Linked DNA regions of Mus musculus: all the other regions are linked to region 1. The links are chromatin loops, found by intact Hi-C in ENCODE. Cell type or tissue: heart. All regions are shown on one strand.

What was found. Hi-C counts contacts between places; a loop is a spot of excess contacts. Peaks named below come from ENCODE experiments on the same cell type or tissue, not always from the same donor. Only the 100,000 strongest peaks of a DNase experiment are listed, where the experiment ranks them.
Region 2: it touches region 1 in a loop (2.3-fold over the local background); 6 of 42 quality-filtered maps call a loop at or near these places.
Region 3: a loop joins it to region 1, with 2.2 times the contacts of the local background. A loop is called at or near these places in 3 of 42 quality-filtered maps.
Region 4: it touches region 1 in a loop (5-fold over the local background); 6 of 42 quality-filtered maps call a loop at or near these places.

Annotation. Positions count from the first base shown.
Region 1 is chr1:76,036,330-76,041,329 of GRCm38, reverse strand. It overlaps Gm32622 (a long non-coding RNA gene), which reads right to left. Exons shown (of 6, transcript XR_865555.3): 5 at 2,164-2,250. Among named protein-coding and RNA genes, the nearest start is that of Gm29065, 20 kb to the right of the region's middle. In heart, CTCF peaks have their summits at 1,485 and 2,223; a DNase peak (open chromatin) is centred at 2,099; H3K27ac peaks cover 910 bases.
Region 2 is chr1:75,922,862-75,927,861 of GRCm38, reverse strand. No RefSeq gene overlaps it. Among named protein-coding and RNA genes, the nearest start is that of Gm32622, 11 kb to the left of the region's middle. In heart, a CTCF peak has its summit at 1,944 (motif pointing left); a DNase peak (open chromatin) is centred at 1,921; H3K27me3 peaks cover 553 bases.
Region 3 is chr1:77,041,537-77,046,536 of GRCm38, reverse strand. No RefSeq gene overlaps it. Among named protein-coding and RNA genes, the nearest start is that of Mir6352, 450 kb to the left of the region's middle. In heart, no CTCF peak of the experiment used is centred here; a DNase peak (open chromatin) is centred at 2,586.
Region 4 is chr1:75,930,491-75,935,490 of GRCm38, reverse strand. No RefSeq gene overlaps it. Among named protein-coding and RNA genes, the nearest start is that of Gm32622, 3.7 kb to the left of the region's middle. In heart, no CTCF peak of the experiment used is centred here; no DNase peak of the experiment used is centred here; H3K27ac peaks cover 1,178 bases.

The DNA of each region.
Region 1 (5,000 bases):
AGGGGCTCAACATCGATTAAAAGGTGATTGGCTTATCAGGGTTGCTCGGTTGATTGATGGAAATGATCAGTTGCTCAAAATAGTCACGACAGATGAAGTCTCTTGATTAGCTGGCATTTGCCAGATTCAGAAACTTTAGATTTCATTACCTTCATTTTCATTATTTTCATGCAAAAGGAAGAAAAATAACTAGAATTTGATTCCACCAAAGTAGTTACAAGTTAATTTAAACTATCTCTATGAAGGGAGGGGGGACTGTGATTCAATTTGCTTATCTTATTTAGAAGTCAAATAGCACCTTCTGCCTAGTCTAAAAAATCAACTCCTTGATTTTCTAATATTCCAAGATCTGAGATTAAGCTATATATTTTTTAAAATCAAGTTCAGTACTAAGAAACATTTTAGGGGTAGAGCATTTTCAAATTAACTGGAAGGCTTTCATTCCAATGACTTCCTCAAGAATGTAAGCCCAGAAAAGGCAATATTATAGGGGAAATTTTAATGACTTATTGAATAGAATCTGTGAAATCAATGTCTTTGAACATGTAATGACGGGCCACTGACAGTTGGGATTATACAGAGATTTTTAAGTATCGAGTGTTTATTTTAGTGTGGTACTGTGGTTGACAATCTTTCTTTAATGTACGCATATGTGTGTGCATGCATGTGTGTGTGGACATATGCTTGAGTGTGTGAGGTAGATACACCTGTCAAGCCTGAGACTAATATCAGTCAGTCTTCCTGGATTGCTTTCCACCTGATATATTGAGTCAGGGTCTCTTGCTGAACCCCAAGCTTACTGCTTCAGCTCCTCTGACTGGCTGGCTGGCTTGCTTGGGTAATCCCTTGTCTCTTTTGCCAGCCTGCCAAGATTAAAGAATTGCTATGCTACCACACCCACCTGGCTTTTCATGTGGGTTCTAGGGATCCCAACTCTGGCACTCCTCATGTACAGTGAGTACTTTACCCAGAGTCATCTCCCTAGCCTCCGGTTCTCAAAAGGCAGCAGGCAGAACATTTTGGCACACGTCTTCCATTCCTATAGAGGCAGATAGATCTCTATGAGTTTGAGACCAGTCAAGTTTTTACATATGAGTTCCAGGACAGTCAAGGCTCCATAGTAAGAATGATCTCAAAGGTGGGAGATGCAATCTAATGTGGTTTTCTTTGTATCATATGCATTTAATTCTATATTTAAGTATGGGGGAACTGAGTCCAGGACTTTGCACGTGTTGAGCATATGACTAACCACTGAGCTACATTTCCTAACACTTACCTTTTATTTATTTAAAACAAACAAACAAACAAAGATACCACACATTTTAGGAGCAGATGTGCGCCAGTGTCATACTTCTGATGTGTAGAGTTTGATATCAGTGTCTGTAGAGCAACAGAGCAATGCTCGTCCCAGGATCCCAGGGAAATGCTTCACTGATTCACCATCCTCCCCGTGCCAGCCAGTGCTCCTAAGTGCAACAGTGCCACTGCAGGCATCCCTTGTCATCACACGATATTCTCCACACCTCTGTCCTCATATGACCATCTTCTTAGAAGAACTCCAGTCTTACCAGATTAGGGGTCTAGCCTACTTCAATATGACCTCAGCTTAACTAACAGAAATGACCCTGCTTCTTAATAAAGTCAAGTGAATTTTGAGAGGACATAATTGGTCCACAATAATTACCACATTAATTCTGTGACTTCCCAGACAATAGTCCTCCGGATGAAGCTAAAATCGTTTTGTTTTTCAACTGAAGCTGCTTTTAAAGCTCTGCTAAGGACAGGATGTGAATGTGCCAACATTTATCAACATTGTAGAGAGAATGACTTTAACTGGAGGAGGGGCATTATTAGAAAGCTGAGCATGTGACTCCCTCCACCATTTCCACACCCCTTTACCATGTGGCTTAGCAATAGTTCCAGAGAAGATGTGAAGCTTGGTTTTTCACCCTTCATTCTGGTTGACCTTGGGGTTTGCTTTGGCCAAATTAGCAAGTCTGCAGTCAGCAGCCTCTTAAAAAGTGCCTGCTCATTAGGGCCTGCCCTTTTGTCTAGGCTGTCCTGCTGAGAGACTCAAGAGACCACATGATGCAGACCAGAGGCCAACAGCCAGTGGTCAGCCCCCTAAGCTGACCAGCTGCCAACGGTAGACATGTGACTTACATTCCTGACCAGGCCACTTGAAGCCTGATGTCCGGATCAGGAGAGCCACTCAGTGGATTCCAGCTCAAAGTGCCAGCATGCAGAAACCTAGATAAAACACAAAACAGGCTTCAGTTTAATTTAGCTCCTTACAGTGGGGATTGGTGGTACTCTGGAATCAGAGGCAAGATTGTGGGTTTGAGCCCAGCCTGGGTTACCTGACAAGACCTTATTTCAAGGAAATAAATAAATGACTGTCTAAACTTTTTTCTTCAGTTTCTGCTTTATTTTGCTTAATGGTTATAATAGTTTTTGCAAGTATTCTTGCTTTTTTTTTTTATAAAGCTGACGCATAAATGGTCTGAACACCAAACATTGAGTTCATTTGGAAGTACCAAAGAGGCTGGAGGAGGAAGTATCTAGCAGAAGTTAGGAAACTTGCCTCCCATCCTCTCAGTAGTCTGTAGAGTTGACCAAGATGAGCCTCCAAGGCCAAGAAATAGGAGGCAGCAGATGAGCCAGAATCTCAGCAGTGCCCCTCACTTTCTGCAGAGTGGTGTTTGTTTGTTTGTTGGTTGGTTTTGTTTTGTCTTTGTTTTTGTTTTTTGTTTTTTGGTGAATTTCAATTTTGACAAGGTCAAAAAGTAGATCTCTGAAAATAGTACCCCCACTTGGTGTCCAAATCGTGGGTCTTTGTGATCTTATGTGACCATTCTTCCAAGAACTCGCCCTACCTAAATTTCCTTCATTAGAAACCAAGCTCTGGGGACTGGAGAGATGGCTCAGCAGTTAACAGGATTTTCTGCTCTTTCAGACGACTAGGATTCATGTCCTAGAACCCACAAGTACCTGTAACTCAGGCTCCGAGGACTCAGACACCCTCTTCCAGTCTCCCTAGGCACCTGCACGCATACACAGGCACAGACACACCACATATACACATACACATAACTAAAAATATTTTTTATGAGAAGAGATAAAGATTCTGAATTAAGATCCCTGGAGAGCCCAGGTGTATTCTTCTCCCGAACCCTAGTGACTTTTCCATGTAGAGTCATATTGCTAAAGCATAGAACTGATCACGTTAACCCCTACTTAAACATGCCAGAGTTCCCTATGGCCCCTGGTAACACCAAGTTTCTTTTATGGGGCTAACGTGGCTATATTAGTATGTTTCTGCAACCATGACAAAACACCACAGGCTGGGTAGCTTAAGCACCAGAAGTTTCCTTTTCAGAATCCTGGAAGCCGAAGGGCTAAGAGGAAGGGCCCGACTCACCTCAAAACTCTAAGACAGCAAAGATTGCATCCCTTTTCATTCATCAGTTTATCAGTTTAGCACATCTTAGGCTCTGACCACAGTTTGCAAAAGGAGTTAAAGCTATAGTAACAAACCTGAGAGTGATTGGAATTATCTAGGTCAAATGGGACTGGGAGATAGATCCACGATTCCCGTTCATTTGTCCGCTCTTTATATAAAGAACTTGTTCTTTATCAGATCCAGAAAACACAGGCACAAGTGTCACACCAAACCCTCTGCAGGCTTATTGATCTTATTGAACCGCATGTCCTATGGCTCCTCTATATTCAGCCTTCAATCTACTTTGACTTACATTTAAACAGCCATTGAGATATGTTTTTAAGGCTATGCAATACTTAAATAGTGTGGTTGTTGACATTCACCACACGTATGTTCATTTGAAACCTCAATGTTGAAAATAAAAATCATTCTATGCCATTAACTGTTTAAAAGGCAATTATCGGACTTTCCAAGAGTTGTCCTGATTATAGTCCCAGGAAAATGTCTTTCAGTAAGTTCTTTATGGCATTACAGTAACTCAAGAGAGTAAATAGAGCATAGGTAAGAATCCTAAAATATGGAAATAGTTGAAAGATACATACTAATTCTTTCAAAATCACTCTCCAGAACCAATGGGACTAATTAGCACATGAATCACACATTCTCTCAAAACATAAAATTCATGTAAGATGAATCAGGGAGAAATAGATATAAAGTGCAAATCACACACACACACACACCCACACACACAGTGCCTAAGATCTAGCAAAATGTATTAGACTGGGTCAGGAAATGGTAGAGGACAGTGTTACTAGCCCTAAAATATGGTTTTGTATGTTCTTCCTTTCCGTTTGGAAATTGAAGCTATTGTGTGACGTTTACCTGAGTGAGTTGTCTGCTAGATGGTTTACAGATGATGCTTAATCTCCAGCCAAGGATCAAGAGTACAAACCATCATCCTTATCCCACAGGAAGCAAAAGTTCAAATCAAAAAGTTTCCAGCACACTCTATGAGGCATTGAACCTGGGAGTCAAACCACAGCCTGTCTGACCTGCTGCCTGCTTGTGCTATTTGTCCCAGGGTGTCTCCAAGCAGACAGGAATACGTGCTGGCTGACTCCCTTTGTGGAAAGTCTGGGATAAAAATAAGTGAATTAAGTAAATTAAAGGAGGTTTGTGTCTCTATATTTGACACTGAGAGCGTGATCCTAAATGCCTCCCAAAGGCCAGGGAGAGAAAGCACAGCTCCTCTGGCCTCTCATCCATCCTTACAAAGCAATTCAGACAATTTCCGCCCTGGAAGATGCAACACGAGTTTAGGCAGTCAGGGACACAAAAGTGGGATTATGCAAGGCTGGATTGTCTTCACCCAGAAGACCTAGGGAGTGGCCTTTCTCCCATGTGGCATCAGGAAAATGAGTGACAAGGTCACAGGCTTTCTCAGAGTAAACTCCTTCTCCCAGCAAACTCTAGGATTCTCACCAGGGAGAATTACTCCTTTTGGTTAATCTATTTTCCCCCAAGGATTCCTTCTTTCAAATGCATAGGACTCTAGCAA
Region 2 (5,000 bases), 110 kb after region 1:
CTCGCTCTCCTTTGATTTCATGTAGGTCTGACAAATAGACTGTAAGTGTCCAAACTTTAGAAGACTCGCTGGACGTCACATATCAATAGGGCATTCCTGCCTCCCCAGCAGGCTCCTGCATGTCCCTTCCTGACCCAGTCTCCTCTGTGGGGGTAAACAGAGTCTGGTTTGTATCACTACAGACTAGCTTGTCTGTCCTTGTTCTTATGTATATAGAGCACTATAGTATAGATTCTCGTGTCAGCTCCCCCTTGCCTCAGGTTGCATCTGTACGTTTATCTCTGTCATTCAATACGTACTACAGTCTTTCTTTTTCATTGTCCACCGCAAGAGCACATCCAGTTTGCACGCACGTTTGGATAGTTTGTTTATCCTCCTGGGTAGTTTCCAATATTTTTACTATTCTGAAGTAATAATCTGGAACATTTATCTTGCTGAACAAATGCACGGGCTTCCCTTGAAGAAAGACTTTGGAGTATAAAAACTTGAATACTGTGCAGGTGGGTGCATTTATCTCTAAATACTCCTGTGCAATGATCCTCTTTGGTGACCATGCCAACCTACACTCTTACCAACTCCATATGAGTTTACTTGACCCACATCTTTGCCCAATGTTAATATTGTTAGACTTTTATCATTTTAGCCAACCTACTTGCAGGTGAGTAGCAGTGTCTTATTATGGTTTTGATTAGTGTTTCTTATCTAGGACTGTTCCACTTCAAATACTGATGTGGGTGCCTGACAGGGGCCACAGGGTCTCTCCAGTCACATGGGTTGCGTCCCCTGGCACTAGTAAACAGCCTTGCAGACAGTCAATAGACTAGGACTAAAGTCAACACATTCTTACTATGGAGACCTAACAGGAATTGCAGTCTTGGGGGACTTCAGCACAACTCTGACCCTCTGAGGAGGGAATGAGCTAGAAGAGACTACGGAGCATGCACTGTGCCCATGTATGTAAATCACATGTAAAAGGCAGAAAGCAGACCCTCAAGCTATGATGCTCTGCAGCTGCCGTGCCTACCTGTCTCCACTCCAGAGAATGCCGGAACACCCAGGAGGCAGCAGGCAGGGTTCAACAAGGGTAAGGTTTTACTCTTGTCTTTAATCTGGTACCATGGGGACACTGGACCCTCACCCTTGGGATGTCCATAAAATATAAAAATCGGGGTTTCTTTGTTTGGCTCTTTCTTAATTGATTATCCATTTGTGTTCAAATAAATGAGGCTTCTTCTGGCTAGTGGTTAACTTAGAATCAGACAGTGGGAAGGCGTTACTGTCTATGGCACCTGTCACAGGCATAGGAAAGGCATCGTTGGTGTCCTGAAAATGTGCCTGATGAAAGCTAATATATGACCCAGAATCAGTAATCAGAAAGGAGGCTTTGAATCTCACTCATCTTAAGATTTGGGCCAAGTAACTTCTCTGTGAACTGATTTTTTTCCCATCTATATCAACTGGAGTTGAACCACTTTGAGGAAGGTCGGTGTCAAGGTCTAGTTCTCCCAATCTGTGACTTCCCTTCAACCTTAGTGCCTGGCTTTGCTAAGATACAAAAGCATCCACTCCCGGGTAGAGCAATGAGACCTGGGCCAGTTCCCGCCACACATCCAAGATGATAGAAAGCCCGACCCAGATTCTGCACTGGCTAATTGAGCATTAAGACACAACAAGGGCTCTATTGCGGCATAATAATGCATGCCTGGCTGATTTATTAAGCATCTAACTTAAAAGCGCATTGTTCTGCAAGGCCCCGTAGCTTAGGCAGCGCTCCATGGAAAACACTTGCGGTGAGGCTGCTGTAGTGTTCAGATCCTGTTACATCCCATAACTTCCAACTTCCCAGTCCCTAGGCTGCAGCCTTCAGCTCCCTTCCTGCCCTTTTCAGAAGCCTGACAGCCTGGGTCTGGCTCTCACCTCTTTGCAGAGCTGTGGCGCCCCCTGTCGGCACTGAGTTTTTCTTAGATTCTAACTATGCAGCAAAGGGAGGAGGGATTGACGGCTTTCTCTAACTCAGATGAAGCCAGGCAGAAGGCAAACGAAGAGAAAGAACCCCACAACCTGCCCCCTTGGCCAGCCTAATTTTACTCAGAGCACTTCTCTCTGGCTCCCATGTTTATGTTTATTTAAGCTCCACTCGTGTACAACGATAACAAAGCCTATGTTTTGTTCTCTATTGGAATTTCGGCTCCCTGCTTGGCATGAAGGAGGCACCTGGTAATATTTTCCCCGAAAGAATCATTTATTCATTCCATGAGTGGTGATGTCAGGTGGTAGCAACAGTCTCCAAGCAGAAGAAAGCAGGGTAAAGAGGATGGCGTGCCAAAAGTAAGTTTTGCTATTTCAGATGAAGTGATTAGGGAGTGGGGAGAGCTCTCGATAAAGATCCACAAACAGAAACAAAGAAAATAAGAAAATGTGTCACTCAAAGTTGTAGGGGAAGAATATTCTAGATTGAACCCAGCCAGTTTCAAGGCCCAAGTGAGAGCGTGACGAATTTGCAGGGGCCCATGGGCCTGAAGCATAGCACGAGAGCAGAAGGCAAGAGGGTTGAGAGGTATCTAAGGCCAAATCTCTAAAAGGGACAGGAGCTTGCCAGGCATGGACCAGATCCAACCCCGTGCCCTTTGTGGTAATGTGCCGGGTTATAGCCGTGCTGTGCCTTACCTTATCCTCCATGGCTTTGCTCATGCTACAGCAGATGAGCACACAGACACCAGGCCGGCAAAGGCCAAAATAGTCGCTGTCCAGCCCCTGCCCTCAGTCATCAGAGACCACTGTCAAGACTTCAGCTCTTCTCAGAAGAACAATGGGAAGCCACTAGAGGCCCAGACACTGAGCAGAAGGTTGACACACTCAGACTCACAACTTAAAAGGATCAGAGTTGCTTCTGAGGGAAATAAGAATTGTAGGGGTAGAAGCTGAAAAGTCAGTTAAGAGGTGAGAAATGGAAGTAGATTCGGCTAGAAATATTATCAGATTAGGAGATACACACCCCAGAAGCCCCTGTAACCTGCACTGCGTTTCTTTGCTTTTATGGATTCTAGCCTGGAGCTTCTGGGTTTATATGGGAGAGCTAAGAAGTCATCTGAAAAACTACAGTGTTGTTTCATTTCCATTTCTTTTCTACATCAGGAAGGAAGCCATGGCTATGATGCTAAATGTTGCAGAGAACAAGCAGCCATTTCTAATGATCTTTTGCTAATCATTCTAGGCTTGAGCTAGGGTCAAGACAAGACATTGGTTTATGTGCCAGTTCCTGGCAGCTTTCCTCATTGAAGCAGACAGACATTCAACTGGTTGGGGTTGGGGGGCACTTGGATTTAGGTCTGAGGGGGTTGAGTGCAGGTCAGGACATCAGCAAAGGCTTCAAGCTACAATTATGAATCAAACATTCCAGAGGAAGCTGAGGACCAGGGGACAATGTAATGACAATGGGAAATACCCAAAAGAAAGTATAAGGGTCGCACATCCTTACACATCCTTGCCCTCAGCCCAGCAATCAGCATGACTCAGGTAAAGCCTCACCTCCCATCATTCCTTGATGCAACACATACAGAGGCTGCCAGGTAGATGAGACATGTTTCCCTGTCATCTTGGTTCTCAATGGGTTTGATTTGGTTTGGTTTGGTTTGGGGGGTTGGTTTTTAGTTTGGGGTTTGCTTTGGGTATTGTTGTTTGGGTAGGGTTTATTTGTTGGTTTTGTTTTTGTTCTTGGTTGAGTTTGGGTTTTTTTTTTTCCTTTATTCGTTTTTGTTTTATTTTGTTTTGTTTTGGGCTTGGGGTTTTGTTTGTTTGGTTTTTTTTTTTTTTTTTTTTTTTTTTTTTTTTTTTTTTGGTTGGTTGATTGGTTGGTTGATTTCTCTGTGTAGTCCTAGCTATCCTAAAGCTTACTCTATTGAAGTGGAAATTTGTGGGTTCTTTGGAAGGTCAGTTAGATGGTGTTTTGCTGGGGCAAACACATGAAGGAACATTTAGCTGAAGTGTACCCAGATGAAAGACTAAGGCAGACTTGTGAAGGAAGGTTTCGCTGAAGCAGACACAGGAGAGAGGATGTTCTGGTAAAGCAAGCAAGTGAAAGGACATGTGATGAAGGGTTCTTTGCTAACCACATGCATGTATTGGTCTACCTTACATAGCGTAGGTGGGCTGCATTTTCAGGACTCCATAGAGAAAAAAAAACGGACCAAGAAACTTCTGGTGGTGTGCTGCAGTTTCTTACCAGACTGAAACTGATTGGCAAAGTGAGACACACCTGCTAAGGAAAGACCTGTGAAGCACACATGTTTGGAGGGTATAAATATGACTCGATGGACAGTGACAGAGGCTGAGCTTGGCTTACTGATGGAGCTAGCTGTGCAACACTGATGGGTCTCTCATCTTCACTGATCTTCATTTCCCTGAGAGAGGCACGGCAAAGAACTCCTCCTGGTCCCTCCTGCTGACTCTTGCCAAGGCTGAGGCCTGACTATCTCTGCTAGGTAGTACCACAGCTGCTGATTCCTGTTTGCTATCCTTATTCTCCTGAATTGGACTGTTGGTATATCCATGAAGTGTTTGTGGGTGGGTCGAGCTGCTGCTGCTAACCTGTGGACTGAAATGCCGATTTCCAAACAACAAAGATGGGATTTGCTCCAAAGGACCTTTCTAAATAGGTCCACCTCCCCCATTTATACCCTTTCTTTCCCACTACCTCTGGTGGGTGGTGGGCTACAACGGAGGTTAAAGTATTTAAGAATCATCATTAAAAATAAGATTGAGGCCAGACTGGCCTCAAATTCAGAGGTCCACCCATTTCTGCCTCTGCTTCCCAAGTTCTGGAATTAAAGGTGTGCCCCACCATGGCCCAGCTGTGTTTTGTTTTGCTTTGTTTAACCAAATTTCTACAAACATAGTTTTTTAGATGAGTTCCATGAGATCATGGGAAGGTCCCAGAAGGAAAGGGAATACCAAAGGGATTCAGGAGTCTGACAGCCCCAGGCTTGACCATCCTAGCTGTA
Region 3 (5,000 bases), 1.0 Mb before region 1:
AACATATACACCATTGAGAAGTCATACATTCAGCATCTGTGACCCACAGGAAGCTGCACCCCAACCCCAGTGGTGGCATGGATGGCTCACATAAAACCGCACTCCTGAGGAGACCCCTAGGCACCACATAGGCATGCATGCATACCTCCAAAGAGGTCACTTGTGTGTATATCACATGATTCAAGGATGAGAGGTGCTTTGAGAGGATCTTGTGGACACTGGGGGCCTCTTTCCTCCTTCCATAAGGAATGTGAATGGAAGTGATCATCAGGGAGTGATCACAGCTGCTCTGACTAAAGACATCATTGGTCATGTCCAGCCCAGAAAAGACAGCTCTATTACAGAATTGTTTTGTGGTGATGTTTAGGGCCAGTCCATGACCGTTGAAGGGACATGTGCACAGGCCAGTTGGCAGAGCTGTCGAGAGACTGGGCATAAAAATGATGGATGGAGAAGGTAGGGCCCCTAGGAAAGGACCAGAGTCGACAAGTGTAGGAAAGTCTGTGGACTTCATCAATGGGAATATGTGTTAGGTTAGAATTTTCAGAACTGAACCTTCTTCATTTGCAGCAGTCACCTGGAAATACTGGTAGCAATAGAAATTTTTGGCTCCCACCATTCTCATCTAATCAATATCGCTCAAGGAGGATCCAGAAATATACATCTTATCAATCTCAGACATTCAAAGTCTGTGAGATAGTAGCCTGAACATATCTGGTCCAGCCTCTACATAGTGATCCGTGTGCTTATAGGTTCTGGCAGCTGATGAGTGATTACTTACGCAAGGGAATAGTTGAATAAAATATTAGTACCGAGAACAGACCATGCACCCTGTTAGTGACCCTATCCATGTTAAGAATACACAGATGCAAGACAGCAAATCAATTAAGTCAGCCATCAACAGAAAAAAGCTTGATACCAAGCCAAATGCAATTAAAATGGTGCTTGATATTGGTGACTTTATCCCATGTTTAGGTCATGTAGATGGAGGAACATACAGTTGGGGCAGAAGCAAATCTTGACTTTCTTCTATTCCAAAATTAGGTCCAATTTCTATCCTCAAAGATGCCCCATGTGTCCTTCTCCTAAACACTGTGCTAGGTCTCCTAAAACATGTATTATTATGTACTAAGAACTTGAAGTAAATATTTATTTTAAATGTAAATATGTTTTCTATTTGTTAACACTGTGTGTGTTTGTTTGTTTGTGTGTACAAAGTAATAGTTCTTCATTTCGTTCCTTTACCGATGCTCCAGTTTTGATTGTGTTACTGTTCTCTGTGACTCTGGTAGTTTTGGTTTCCAATATCTATAAGGGTGTGCCATACTGAACCAGGTATTTATCTAATCTGGGCACTGTCCATAGAACCCATGTGCCAACAATCCAAGATCACAGCTGGTTTATGGCTATTACATTACACAGGTCAACTCCATGACTTTACATGAAGAAACTCAGGCATGGGGAGATTAAAGCCACTTCCACAATTTCACTCTGTTTTACATTGTTGTTGTTATTATTATTATTATTATTATTATTATTATTATTATTATTATGCCAAACCTACTCTATCAACTCAATTGCTATACATATACATTCTATGGGAATCGTCAGTAGCTGTTGTTTAAAAAGTGTTTTTTTTTTTTTAAAATATAAAAAAATAATAAGAAGAAAAAAATACAAACCCTTGACGTAGCCCACCCAACATAGTTGCAGAAATATGGTAAACACTGCATTTCATCATGGCCATATCTAAGAAAGTCAGATTGCCAATAAAATTTTGGGCACGATAAAATTAATTCTATGGCTTACGTGCAAGCCATGTTATTTCCACACAGAACATGCTCCCTTCAGTCAGTCAGCCAGGAAGAAAATGATAGAGTTTCTAAAGTCAGGCAAAGACCAAGTTGTGATTTAAGGTAAAGCTCACAGGTGACAGAGCCAAGCTGCTTTGCCATTGTTTAAAATACCAGTTTCCAGCAGGAGTTTACAATTTCCCCGAGAAGGTCTTATCAACGCAAATGTCAGGAATTTGTTGGTTCTGCTTCTCATTTTTAGCAAACATGTGGGTCGCGTTCTGCTAGTCCGTGGAAATCCGTGATTGTATATTTTGAAGCATCGGAAGTTTTACCACAGTCTATAAATATTACATAACAAATCTGAACATGCCTACCCACTTCTGCATTCAGGATACATCTCTGTGACCACTGTAATCAACCTAATTGGGCAAGACTCTCTAAGTGAAGGCAATAACATTTGTTTACTTCATCTAACGGATGTGCTTCCAGCTTAGTACCACCACATTTAAATTAGGTTTTATCCAACACACAGAGAAATATACCCTTCAGTCAACATAGCCTGTTAATTTGAACGTGTTTAAATGAACTGTGCAGGTCCTGTCAGAAACTCTGATAAACTCTGTTTTTTGTCGCCTGTGAGAGGACATAGTGACATTTAGACCTCTTTCTTCTTCCGTTTTTTTTTTTTTTTTTTTTTTTTTTTTTTTTTTTTTTTGCAGAGCATATGGGAGCAGCTGCCCTCTTCTGTTCTTGAGGTGGCTGGCCACATGCCCAGAACTGCCTTGGGAGCCACATTTCTGGACCGCCAATGATTTCTACTACATGGTCAGTGCATGGGGAACAATACAAGATTGTGAGAAGAAAGGACAGATCACCATAGCCCCAGAAGCCCAGGCCAGTAGAGGATGGGTTGTTCAGGTCTCTTTTGCACATAGATGCTGTGCCTTTCCGTGAGTTCGTCCATCTTTCAGAGGGCACTTTTGAGCACTAGAGCTTTCCTTTAGATTTTGGTGTGTCATCCAGAATGCAAGATAGAGATGCCACACCTTGCTTTCCATCTTCCACCTTCTCCTCTGCTGTTTGTTATACAAACATTTGCCAGGGGTACTGCTCTTACCAAATCCCTGCATCCTGAATGCCGTAACACATTTTGGTTAATAGAAGGACATCTGAGGATGTTTTCAATGGTGTCTCTCACCATTTGTGTTCATCTTCATCAAAGCATTCACTCAGGGGCAGCTTGGTTAAAGCACAAACGTTGTGAGTGTCAGAGTTGTGTTCAACAAGTGAATTAGCAAAAGGTTTTTTTTTTTTTTGAAGAAGAAGAAGAAGAGGAGATCAGTTTCTTCGGGGGGGGGGGGGGGAGCACACAAAGGAAGCCTAGATTCCAAAGATTGCCTTATCTTTTGCATCCCATCTTGGACCGGCAATACTGCAAGTGGTTTGGGGAATGATTCAGGTAAGCATCCAGAACAAGGAAGTGAGCCAGCTGACACCTCTAGGTTGAGTTAAAGTTACCCCATGACAAACACTTGTACAGAGAACAGCATTCATGGGCGTAGAGATTGACAAGTACTGTACCACTGAGATACACGTCCAACCCCTTTTCTCTGTATTTTGACAGAAGGTCTCACTAAGTTGTCTAGGCAGGTTTCTAACTTGTGATTCTCATGTGTCAGCCTCCAAAGTTGACAAGATTACAAGCATGCTTCACTATGTCTGACTATACAGAGAATTTCTTTTTTGGTGTAAAAGAATATCATTCTGCATAATAGTGTGTGGTGGGTAGATTGTATTATATGTTTGTCCAATTCAATAGAATGTTCAATACCCAAAATGAACCCAGTGTGAACTGTATACTTTGGCTGAATTTTATGTTTCATTTAGGTGTGTCAGTTACAACAAATATGCCACTGAGGGTGGGTAGGTGGTGGTGATAACGGGGTGTAGGAAAATATATTTTCTCAACCTACTTTAATAAGGGTTCAACCTCCCCTCTAGCCTACCACCCACCATAGGTAGTAGACAAGAAAGGTTATTAGGATACAGGGAAGTGGACTTGTTCAGAAATAGTTCTTTGGGACAATTCCAATCTTCATTGTTCTCACTCCAGTCCACTAGAAAACACCAAACATGAATCAGCAATGGCAGTCCAGTCCATAAACCAGTGACAGACACCACACACAAATCAGCAAGGGAAGTTCAATCCAGAAGAAACTGTGAAATTTGACATCTGGCCTGAGTCCTCCATGGAAGTGGCAAGAAGCTGCAGGAACATCACAAAATGTTCTTTGGAGAGTTTCTCTCTATGAAGTCACCACAAGCGAAGTTCAGCAATGGAATGTAACATGAACCAACACATGCCTGTCATCAGTGAAGACTACTGAGGCAGAGCAAGGCAAGTCATTGGTGGAGTTCCCACTGTCTGTAGGATCCTATTGATAGTCCTTCTAAACATACTGTGTCTTTTTACTTGTTTGCTATATCACAACATCCTTTCACCTGTGTTCCCAGCAAAACATTATTTGACATAATTAACTTTCCAAAGGAACCAGAAGTTTCCACTTCAATGGGGGAGATGAGGCCTATGTGGGAACAGAATCACTGGGAGGTGCAGATCTCTTTCTCCACATGCCTGCAATCTAAAAGTTCTCTAAAAATACAGCCCTTAATGCAACACTATATTTTGCAAGGCAGCGCAAAGTATCTAAGTGTCCTACATATTTCTTTGATATGCATTCTTTTAGACTGTTGTGCTCTCTCTCTCTCTCATCCCTTTCACCCTTCCCTCTCTCTCTTTCTTCCCCTTCCTCCCCTTTGTACTTCTCTTTTCTCTCTCTCTCTCTCTCTCTCTCTCTCTCTCTCTCTCTCTCTCTCTCTCTCTCATCCCTTTCACCCTTCCCTCTGTCTCTTTCTTCCCCTTCCTCCCCTTTGTACTTCTCTTTTCTTTCTCTCTCTCTCTCTCTCTCTTTCCTCTCTTCTCTTCTCTTCTCTTCTCTTCTCTTCTCTTCTCTTCTCTTCTCTTCTCTTCTCTTCTCTTCTCTTCTCTTCTCCTCTCCTCTCCTCTCCTCTCCTCTCCCCTCCCCTCCCCTCCCCTCCCCTCCCCTCCCCTCCCCTCCCCTCCCCTCCCCTCCCCTCCCCTCCCTCCCTCTTCCTTCCTTCTTTCCTTCCTTCCTTCCTTCCTTCCTTCCTTCCTTCCTTCCT
Region 4 (5,000 bases), 110 kb after region 1:
AATGGGTGGCATGAAGCACCAACAGTTTGATGAGAAAGAGTTGAATGCTTAGCACAGTGCCTAGGACATACATCCAGTATATGGTAAGAGTACTGCGTAGTGAACCATCAATGGTGTCATATCAAGCTGGCATCTTAGAGGGAACTGAGGCAGAAAAGGACCCCTCGCCTCTGCAGGAGGATCTAGATTCTAATCATTAGAGACCTGCCAACAACTCTAGTGCAAAGGCAAGTGTCCCCCTCCTCCACTCCTTGATTCTGGGGTTTTGCTTCCTATTACATCAGGGGATTATGAGCTGATGCATGTAGGGCCTCTCCAGTTTAAAATGCTGTGCTTCAAGGCTGATGGCCAACATTTGAAGTAATTTCAATTGGTCCCTAATAGTCCCAATTTTGTTATGTTTTTTTCTTGATCCCAAGATAAATGGCTGGATTTGGACAGTACCACAGGGACGTCCCGTGCCCGACTCAGCCATAGCGCCTTTCCAACCCTGTTCCTGGAGTTCTCCCAAACTGACATCACAGTGTCATATCTACTTTGTTCTCAGAGGAAGCAAGGTCACAGAATGGGAGCCAGTGCCCTGAACTCCTCCAATGCTCTACCTGCCCTTTCCTCTGGAGAGAGACCTCATCCATTCTTGACATCTGCTAAGCTTCACAGAGAAAAAGTTTGGCCAAAAGATGCTTTTAGGAATACTTTACACAGAGAATAGCTACAGCCAGGTGGCAATACCTGAATGCAGTTTAGATAAGCTGCACTACAGAAACCTCTACAGATGCTGAGGTCCTTCTGAGGAAGCCAAGGGCTCCAAAGAAAACTATGGCGAATCCTAACACACAGAATCCCCAAGACATTTTTCCAGAAGGACTTGGTCCCTCTGCAGTCTCCTTTCCCTCCTGAAGGCTGAACCAGAGGTCCTTAACTAAGTCTTTGGAGATTGTATAATAATAATAATAATAATAATAATAATAATAATAATAATAATAGACCCATAACACTGTTAGGTGGTTAATAATAATAAGCTCTTTCATGTTCATCATTTTTCCCATCCCAGCAAAGCCTGTGGGTCCCCAAGTTCACACCAAGGTGAGCAACCCAGCCAGGTCTGAAGTTTTCTTTATGTTTACCCAAAGTCCGCATTGCCCTCACTAACAGCTGCTCAATGAGTGCAGGCTACAGACCAGTAGATCTGGTTGTGTCGCCTTGATTTCTGTTTAATTACTATTTCTATTAGAGGCCACCATCTCTGCTTCTTCTTACCACTGTTTGAAATAGTCCTCATCCACTCAGACATTATCTACCTGCTCCCCTAGAATGCCATGGCAGCTGCCCAAAATGAAGGACTCATGGTCCCTGTCACATTGGTGGCAATATCCACAGTGCCTGGTTCACCATCTGACACTCAAAATGCACACGGCACATATCTGCCAAGTGAAATTTTGAATCCTCCCATTCCTTGAGGTCATTTTTCCTAACTCGGTTTCAAGGCACCCAAAGCTAAAAATAACCAGGTTTTGACTCAGCAGCTGGCAAATGTCCAGGTTACTTTTAGCTTCAGAGGTTAAGGAAGAAAAGTGGGCCAGATGAACGTGGAGCAAACTGCCTGACAGTGCATCCCTGTGCGGAGAATGTTAAGGGGCCCTGCAAAATGATTATTGACAAACGGCTCCGCTTACTTTCCCAGGAGTCCCAGCTTTAACAGCTAGCATTTCTAGAAATCCATGAGTCTCTCCCACAAGACAGGGAGCTCTAGAGAAACAAGGGCTGTACTTTACTCATCTTTGTTTCTTTAGGAGTTAGGAGTGAGCTTGGATAAGCCAGGCCCTGAAAAACATTGGGGAGAGTGAAAGGGGTTGGTGACTGTTAGCAACCATAGCAACTGAGTATGAGTGGAATCGTAAGACATTAAAACATAAAGACATCCCCACAGCCATCTGCTTTGGTTTTCTTGTGGTTTGTCTGCCAAAGGTCCTTGAACCAGAAGGAGAACCTTCGAGAGGCAAAGCCTCATGGGAGATGATTCTATCACTAGGGTACCATCCTTGGATGGTTAGGTCTAACCAGCCTGGATGGGGTAAAGCAAAGTCAGTTTGTTGCAAAGGCAGTTCACCCTGTTAGCTACTTAGCTACTTCTCTCGTTTCTGCTCGCATGTGCTCCATCTATATATAGCCATTTACCAACCAGACTGTGTGACACGAAGCCAGGGGTCTACTCCAGCTGCCAGGACCATGCTTTTTGAACTGCCCAAACATCAGAAACATGTACCAAATAAGTCTCTATTCTTAAAATACCCAGCCTCAGGTATTTTGTTATAGCAACACACAAAATACATCATTTGACTCTGGTAGCCATTGTCTGTCTGTGGCTATATAAATCAAAATCAAATGGAATTCAATAAAATTAAAATTAAAATTATAATCTTTCAGCCACACTAGACACTTTTCAAGCACTCATGGCGATCCTATTTCAAGGTACTGGTAGAGCAGCGTCTTCAGCTTCTTGGACTTTAGGTTAAGATCACCCTTGTCTCCTTGTCTTCCCTCCTCCTGATGCTGAAGTTTCTGCCTCTGAAGAAGGATCTAGAATCTACCATTAGGGACCAACTACCAACTCTGGGATGTTAAACTCTGGGACTGTGTGAGGTGACAGCTCACTGACTGGTGGCCTTTGGATGGCCTTGAGAAAGATCTCATCCTATAAGGAAAGAAAAGAATGTCAGGAAAACAAAACAATTCCCCCCCCCCCCAAGAGACCCACTATGCAAGAACCATGGTCTCCTAGTTACTGCCTAGTCGGTTTTAATCATTAAACTTCACTCAGAACCTGAGAGCACCTCACAAGCATCCTCTTCTTTCAAGTCAGTGTGGTTTGGAGAGCAGGGAAGAAATCCTAGATGCACTTAGAGAATAAATGTAAGGCCCATCAAGCAAAGGATGGGAAACCTAACTTCCCACAGAAAGCTGGAAGCCAAGAGATCTGAAGCATGCCCAAATGTGGGTTGCTTTTTTTTTTAAGCTTTTCAGCATTGTTTTCATTTCAATGTTGGGAGGTTAATACCCAAGATGGACACTCTTTTTGAAGAGTCCCTTTTGATTTTAATTTCTCAAAGTCCTCATTTGAACTCCCTTTTTGTTTATATTATACCCATCCACAATTTTCCTTTCTTTCCAGGTAACCTGATCCCCAAAAATGTGCAGAATCCATCCGTGCCCACTGCTTTTAATTAAACATCAACTCGTCCTTTCAACTGGGTCTTTGAGGATTTTTTTTTTTGCATTGTCTTCTCTAGATGTATTTGTCTTTTCCTGAAATTACATCGAATCAAGTTCTCAAAAATGCATTTCTTAATCTTTAAATAGCTTGGAATGAATCTTGGCAGCATCTTAAGAAACCCTATAAAAGGGAAGAAGCCCTACCCATTTCCCTCACAAGAAGTTATGTGTGGTGTGTTGGGGCTTGCATGTGCAGATCTTACAGCATCAGAATGAACCCTGAAAACCCCAGGCTCCCATTTCCATACCTAAAAGAAGTCTGCATACATTGTCCCAGAATACTGTCTTCATACTGACACTTTTCCTAAAGTGGCTCTGGGGGAAGATGTGTCAGGGAACCAGACTCGGCCAGGGACCCCTGGGCTTCCAATAGAAGCCTTCGCCACTCCACAGCCACCCTCGTGCATGCTGGTAACACAGGCTCCAGGAGTCAGGGTGGTCAACAGCTGGCCTGAATGCGGATGGGGAGGTCTGCATGGAAGGCTCTCCATCTCCCCAGTGGACCAATGAGGCTGCAGATATCTTTGGAATCTGCAGAGGAGACCCTCCTGAGGGGGAAATAGAGAGGGGGGTCGTTTAGGAAAATTCCACTGAAGTGTATGACTATTTTCTGGTATGTCTCCTAGGGTTTCTGAAGATTGCATTACCCTCCTAAGCGAAAGTCTTAAGATGACTGCAGGAAGGGTGCTTATTGAAACCTAGAGCTCTCTGTCCCTCGGCAGGCTTTGATTTAAAACATTCAAACACACACACACACACACACACACACACACACACACACACACAGCAACCTCTTCTTCCCCAAAGACAGGAGCTTTAATGTTTAAAAAGAGAGAGAGAGAGAGAGAGAGAGAGAGAGAGAGAGAGAGAGAGAGAGAAAAGCAGGCCTCCTTCCAGCTAGCTCCTTCCTCTTAAAGAAAAATGTTGCCTGAAAAATGAAGGTATTGATGTTAAACTATGGTAACAACTTTTAAATTTTCAAGTCCTGTTCTTTGTTCCTAATGAACAAAGAAACATGAGTCCCATAACCCGGAGCTATGTTAGGGCGTGACTCCCAAGCAAGGACCAGCGTTGTAACCCAGCCATACTCCTTTCTAACTGCCAATGTGGAGACCGACGGAGGTCCAGAGAACTTAAAGAATTTTAACAGTCAGCAGGTGGTTAAGCCTGAAGTTGGGTCAGGTGTCTCGACGCCACAACTTTTTGAACAAAGACGAAGAGGAAGAATTCTTCTAGAACTTTGAGTAAGGAGAGAACAGTTTAAAAGGTGGGAAACGGACACAGGCTCCGTGCATGCCCTCCCTCAGCTGTGAACCCGCACAGTTAATGTCACACAGGCCAACTGGAAAAGCAGAGTAAATTAACGCACTAGAGACTGTGTGCTTTGAGAAGTCCTGTCTGCCTCGCAGGGTATGAAAGGTTCTGGAACCACACCGTGGTCATAATTCAGTGGGTCTGGCATCTTAGGAGCACAGCATCTCCCGGAGTTATCTCTATAATGGTAGCGTCTATAAGTAGTGTACCTGACCCTTTAGCCCTTCCCCATTCTTTACCGTAATGAGTCTAACTAGCATGAAGAGCTCAAGGGCCCTTCACTCCTTGCTGCTCTCCAGAATAGGGAAGGCTCAAGGACCACTAGGCTGGCACAGCATCTTGCTTGGCTTTGTCTTTTGAAATTGCCTTGAATAGGGGAGTGTATTCGTGTTTCACATCTCCAGAGGTAGGAG